2 separate regions of the Homo sapiens genome follow, and region 2 is linked to region 1. A link is a loop called in an ENCODE intact Hi-C map of the cell type or tissue named here. Cell type or tissue: OCI-LY7. All regions are shown on one strand. Each heading gives the region's core, and the rest is flanking DNA. Links, peaks and the distances in the headings are about the cores only. Region 1 has its middle 12 kb from the start of ULBP3. Region 2 overlaps PPP1R14C (protein phosphatase 1 regulatory inhibitor subunit 14C).

Region 1 (2,917 bases), core at 257-2,756:
CTCTCTGTGGGATGGATGGATCCCTCATCCATCCACTGAGTTAGAACTGGTAAGAGTTTCCAGCCTTCTGATTTTCTGAACACGCAGTGCCGAGGTTAAGATGGAGGGCAGGAGTTAGTGGGAACCCTTTTGTTATCTATGAGGCTTCATTTGCCTAACTTTCATCATTTCTGAACCTCCATAAGGGCAGTTTATTGTATTATAAAAGGTTATTTGCATAAAAATCTTCATTTGTTTTCTTGAAATTATGTTAACAGAAAAAACAGCACACGACAGTATAAACACCTCTCACACAAACAGCTATCAAGAGATAATTTAAATGTTTTCTAGGGAGGCCGAGGTGAACAAATCGCTTGAGGCCAGAAGTTCAAGACCAGCCTGGCCAACATGGTGAAATGCTATCTCTACTAAAAATACAAAAATTAGCTGGGTGTGGTGGTACATGCCTGTAATTTCAGCTACTGCCGCGAGGGGGTGGGGGTTGGGGGTTGGGGGCTGAGGCAAGAGGATTGCATGAGCCCAGGAGGCAGAGTTTGCAGTGAGCTGAGATTGCCTGGGTGACAGAGAGAGACCCTGTCTAAAAAAAAAAAAAAAAAAAAATTTAAATTTAACATTTATGAGGGCCTTTTTTCTATGAAGTTGCCTGTATTTCCATTTTTTTTTTCAAAAAGTATATCTGTATTGGAGTTAAAAATGGTTTGATGGAATAATATTTCAACTAACTGAAATTATATTTTAATTATTATCCATCTCCAATATTTATTATAGTCCTAGTGTACAGTTTGTTGAGCCCATATTTTCCCTGAGGACTGAAGTCACTGTGAGTAAACTGCCACAAGGTTATTTTATTTCTGGAGGTTGTCTCCCCTAAGTACTGTGAAAACCTATCCTCTTGACGGGGTGCCAACATGGACATTTTCTCATTCACCGAGTAGGAGAAGTCTGCAGGCACTTTTCATTATTTAAGAATTCATGGCCCGGCGCGGTGGCTCATGCCTGTAATTTGGAAGGCCGAGGCAGGCGGATCACGAGGTCGGGAGATCGAGACCATCCTGGCTAACACGGTGAAACCCCACCTCTACTAAAAATACAAAAAAATTAGCCGGTGCGGTGGCGGACACCTGTAGTCCCAGCTACTCGGGAGGCTGAGGCAGGAGAATGGTGTGAACCCGGGAGGCGGAGCTTGCAGTGAGCCGGGATCCCGCCACTGCACTCCAGCCTGGGTGACAGAGCGAGACTCCGTCTCAGAAAAAAAAAAAAAAAAGAATTCACAGCAAAAGATAAAAGCTTTTATTTTTGTTATTTATTTTTGTTTTATGAACGTGGCCCTTTCAGCTTTATAAGAACAATCCATATCGGTGTGCGAAAACCACACACAACCACTCTCCCGAGGAACACACATCCAGGTAGCCGAAGCCTGAATGAAACAGTATGTTTGCCCTTGGTTTTCATGGAAGCCTCAGGTCCTCCTACCGCCTCCCCAAGGCCTGTGCTCATAGCTTTTCTAGACCCTAGGAGACTGGACCCGGGCAGCCCGCTCACCTCTGCCTCGCTCTTTAACTGCAGCGCCCTCTGGTGTACGTCTTGATTTTAGCAGCCGAAGTCACTGGCCCTGTGTCATGCTGCTGGTGCGTCCTGGTGGTAGTTTTATCTTCTGTTTCTCTCAGGTAGCATCTAGAGATAAGTTAGAACGACAAGAGTTTGTAAGAAAAAAATAACAATAAAAACTCTGGAAGCCAGATTCTCCAATGCCCACCATAAAATGCCAAGGAAATAACCTCACTCTCCCCTAAGGACCTGGAGACATTGGCTTAGGAACTCACCTCATTTAGGGCAACTGCCTCATCTGAAAGACAAGAAATGAACACCCGGAGGAGTTAAGTGGCTTGTCAGGCTGATACAGTGAGTTGGGTTGACCACCTAGGCCTTCTGCTATCTATGATGGAAAGAGCTACAATTCACTGAGTATTTATTACCACGAGCCAAGCACCATGCTAAGTCTATTACAGGCATTGGCTTATTTGAGGCCCACAGCAATATATTGAGGTGGGTACTATCATGATGCCTATTTTACACACAGAGAAGCATAAGCTTTGCAATCAAGACTGAGGAAACGTGCATGCTCCATGTCACACAAACACAGGTTTTGAAGCAGGCAGTCTGACTGCAGGGCCGGTGCTTGAAACCACTACTGATCTTACTGTCTTTGTGGCAATTGTATACTTAGATATGGATATGCACATATGTAGATACATGGATACAGGTGTATGGATGTACATGAATTTACACGTGTATGATATATCAGTAAGCAAGATATGGTATCATTTTGCATATTTTGAAACTTAAACCAAATGGTATTATAATTGTATGTACTTGGAGGGCAGATGGGGGAAGGATAAATCCATTCACCTGCTTTCTGCTGTGCCTTCCTATACTACAGAAACAGGAAAGCTAAAAACTACATTTCCCAGACTCCTTTACAACCAGAGTCAGGATGTGGTGCAGATTCAGTCACTCTAATGTGGGGGAATTGCAGCAGGGACCAGGCATCTGCTGCTCTTGCTGCCAAGCCCAGCAGGGGAGATATTCAGGTTTCTGGGCAGCATTAGCTGAGGTCTTGGGCTCTGGTCGCTGGCTCTGAGGTGCTGAGAGCAGGGCACGTGGCATCCACTTTGAAGCTGAAAATCTTCGCAGGCACAGTGGGGTCTGGAGCAGGCAACAGCGGATGTGGCTTCTGAGGGTGGTAGGTTTCTGATTATGGATGGATTCCTTCCTTGTCTTGGTGGCTTCCTAACTGTGGCAGTAGTGATGTGGTAAAGAGTCAGCAGCCTTTTGATCCTAGTGGCTCACATGGGCTTTGGATGGCTTCATGGGGCTATGCAAACAGATGTTGGAGTCCAGAGTCTGCCAAGAGTGG
Region 2 (2,917 bases), core at 127-2,626, 110 kb before region 1:
TTGACTACAGAATGCAAAATACGCTGGGTGTGGTGGCTCACCGCAGTAATCCCAGCACTTTAAGAGGCCGAGGAGAGTGGATCACGAGCTCAAGAAATCAAGACCGTCGTGGCCAACATTGTGAAACACCGTCTCTACTAAAAATACAAAAATTAGCTGGGTGTGCTGGCATGCGCCTGTAGTCCCAGCTACTTGGGAGGCTGAGGCAGGAGAATCGCTTGAACCTGGGAGGCGGAGGTTACAGTGAGCTGAGATCATGCAACTGCACTTCAGCCTGGTGACAGAGAGACTCCATCTCAAAAAAAAAAAAAGGCAAAATACAGAGATCTAGGATGACTTTAAGGTTTCTGCCTTGAACAACTGTTAGGATAAAGTTGCCATTCCTAACATGCATAAAGTGGGGAGGAAGTGCCGTGGAGAAAAGTGGGGTTGAAGATCAGGGGCTGGGCTTTGGGCATACTAAGGCTGAGCTTCTTACTAAGTGTTCAGGTGGAGACATTGAAGAGGAAGTTGGAGATATAAGAATAAAGTTTCATAAACGCGTCCAGGCTAGAGATATACATTTGTGATTCACCAGTATATAGACAGCATTTTAAGCCATGAGACAGAACCTCAAAATATAGCATGCAGAAGGATAAGAAAGGTGACATGGTTTGCCCTGGGTCAGGCATCAAGGGAGAATTTGACCAAAATCATCCTTTTCTCACCTTTAACTTACAAGTTGGAATCAAGGGCAGGCTACGCACCTAAGAAAGCCTTGCTGAAGGGTGACCATCAGCTTTCACCCTCCTGTAGATGCCTGGAGGGGTTCTGTGTTGGGGGGTTGGGGGACAGATTTATGTGACCCATTTAAAAGAACAGAAAGGTGAGTAGAAGCTGCTGGATTCAGTTAGAACTACTCAGGGTCAAGATTCCAAACTGTGGCTGTTGGTGCCAAGGAATCCACAGTTTTATCCAGAGGTGTGCTTGATAATAAAGCATTCTGTATCAGTCTGAAGAAAGGTTTCGAAGGTTTCAAATGGGAGCAATCCTAGAATATAAAGTCAGAAATGTTCTCTACCGAAAGAAAAGCAAAAGCAATCAATATCAAAATGACGAGTTTAGCCATCAACAGAAAGCCTCCAACATAAAAGATGACTTGATACTATATTGAAGATGAGACTAGAGTATTTCTCAATCTTCCACAAAAAAAAAAAGCAGAATGTTTTCCAAATGCAATCAAGGATAGCCAGGTGTCTTCCTTATCCAATCAAGAGGCTAGACTCTCGCTCAAATCCAATAACAGTGGCCCTGAGAAATGGGACTAGAATGTAGAGCAAGTCATGAAGGAACACTGACATCTGCTCTATTGCATTATGATCCCTGTCTGGGGTGGCGCTGTGTCAACAGAAATAGATTAAGAAATGGGGTGTGAGGGGTGGAGAGTGCTATCAAATAGTTTAAATGCATCACCCTTCACCTGGTGCTTTCGAGGAGAAGGGAGTACACAGACCCTCACGGATTGATCTCAGTGCTGTCCAGAAAAAAGAACTTACAAGAAGGAGGAATTTAGTGAGTGAACAAAGGTTAATTACAACATCCTGTAAGGGCCAGGTGCGGTGGCTCACACCTGTAATCCCAGCACTTTGAGATGCTGAAGCAGGCAGATCACCTGAGGTCAGGAGTTTGAGACCAGCCTGACCAAAATGGCAAAATCCTGTCTCTACTAAAAATACAAAAATTAGCCGGGCATGGTGGCGCACACCTGTGATCCCAGCTACTCAGGAGGCTGAGGCAGGAGAACTGCTTGAACCTGGGAGGCAGAGGTTGCAGTGAGCCGAGATCATGCCATTGCACTCCAGCCTGGGTGACAGAGCAAGAATCTGTCTAAAAAATTAATAAATAAATAATAATTAAAAAATTAAAAATAAAAAAATAAAAAATCCTGTAAGAAAAAATGTCCCATAAGAAGGTAATTCCTAGCCAGGCGCAGTGGCTCACACCTATAATCTCAGCACTTTGGGAGGCCTAGGCGGGTGGATCATGAGGTCAGGAGATCAAGACCATCCTGGCTAACATGGTGAAACCCTGTCTCTACTAAAAACACAAAAAATTAGCCGGGCGTGGTGGTGGGCGCCTGTAGTCCCAGCTACTCAGGAGGCTGAGGCAGGAGAATGGCATGAACCCAGGAGGCAGAGCTTGCAGTGAGCCGAGATTACTTCACTGCACTCCAGCCTGGGCAATAGGGCGAGACTCCGTCTCAAAAAAAAAAAAAAAAAAAAAAGGTAATTCCTGTTCTTCTGTTCCCACACCGATCAATCTTCCGCAGGACCCGCCCATCAGGAAGGCATGCCCTGAGCACAGAAGGGTCTTTTTAAAATTCCAATTCACCTTCAATCTCTTCTGAACAAAATGTATGATTTTAGAATGTGTTGTATAAACATTTGTCTGATCATTTAATTAAGCTATTACCAAAAGAAGATTCATGAAAATACATTATTTCACCATCAAACCAGCAAATCTAGAAGAAGACTAATTAATCCAGAAGACTAATCTGTTCTAAATTAGAGATCCTTAATGTTTTAAGCACATAAATACAAGGTTAAATTTTGACAAAACAACAAATTAGAACAACCACCCAATAAAATAAAGAAACCCTGATAATAAACAGACCTTTCTCCAACAGTGACTAAAACTATGTTAGAATATAATATTCTACTTCAGTTTTTTTACATTGTTGAGTCTTCTGTGTGAGTGAAAAAATATTGAAAAGGATCAGATTAAATGTGATGTGGTTATTCGGTGTAACATATATCTTTGGGATTAAAACAAATATTGTGAAAACCAATCAGTTGTAGAAATACAAATCATGCCAAGAAGTAAAGCATGTAAAAAATAAAAAACAATGACTAAGTCAAGTACCATTTAACTGTGGTCA

What was found. A loop is a pair of places that touch in the nucleus more often than their neighbours do. Peaks named below come from ENCODE experiments on the same cell type or tissue, not always from the same donor. Only the 100,000 strongest peaks of a DNase experiment are listed, where the experiment ranks them.
Region 2: a loop joins it to region 1, with 6 times the contacts of the local background. A loop is called at or near these places in 4 of 110 quality-filtered maps.

What each region holds. Positions count from the first base shown.
Region 1 is chr6:150,079,486-150,082,402 of GRCh38, reverse strand. No RefSeq gene overlaps it. Among named protein-coding and RNA genes, the nearest start is that of ULBP3, 12 kb to the right of the region's middle. In OCI-LY7, for the core only: CTCF peaks have their summits at 1,372 and 1,578 (motif pointing left); a DNase peak (open chromatin) is centred at 1,562.
Region 2 is chr6:150,187,829-150,190,745 of GRCh38, reverse strand. All of the region lies in intron 1 of PPP1R14C (protein phosphatase 1 regulatory inhibitor subunit 14C), which reads right to left. Among named protein-coding and RNA genes, the nearest start is that of PPP1R14C, 46 kb to the right of the region's middle. RefSeq lists a silencer at 790-995. In OCI-LY7, for the core only: CTCF peaks have their summits at 1,364 and 1,395; a DNase peak (open chromatin) is centred at 1,375.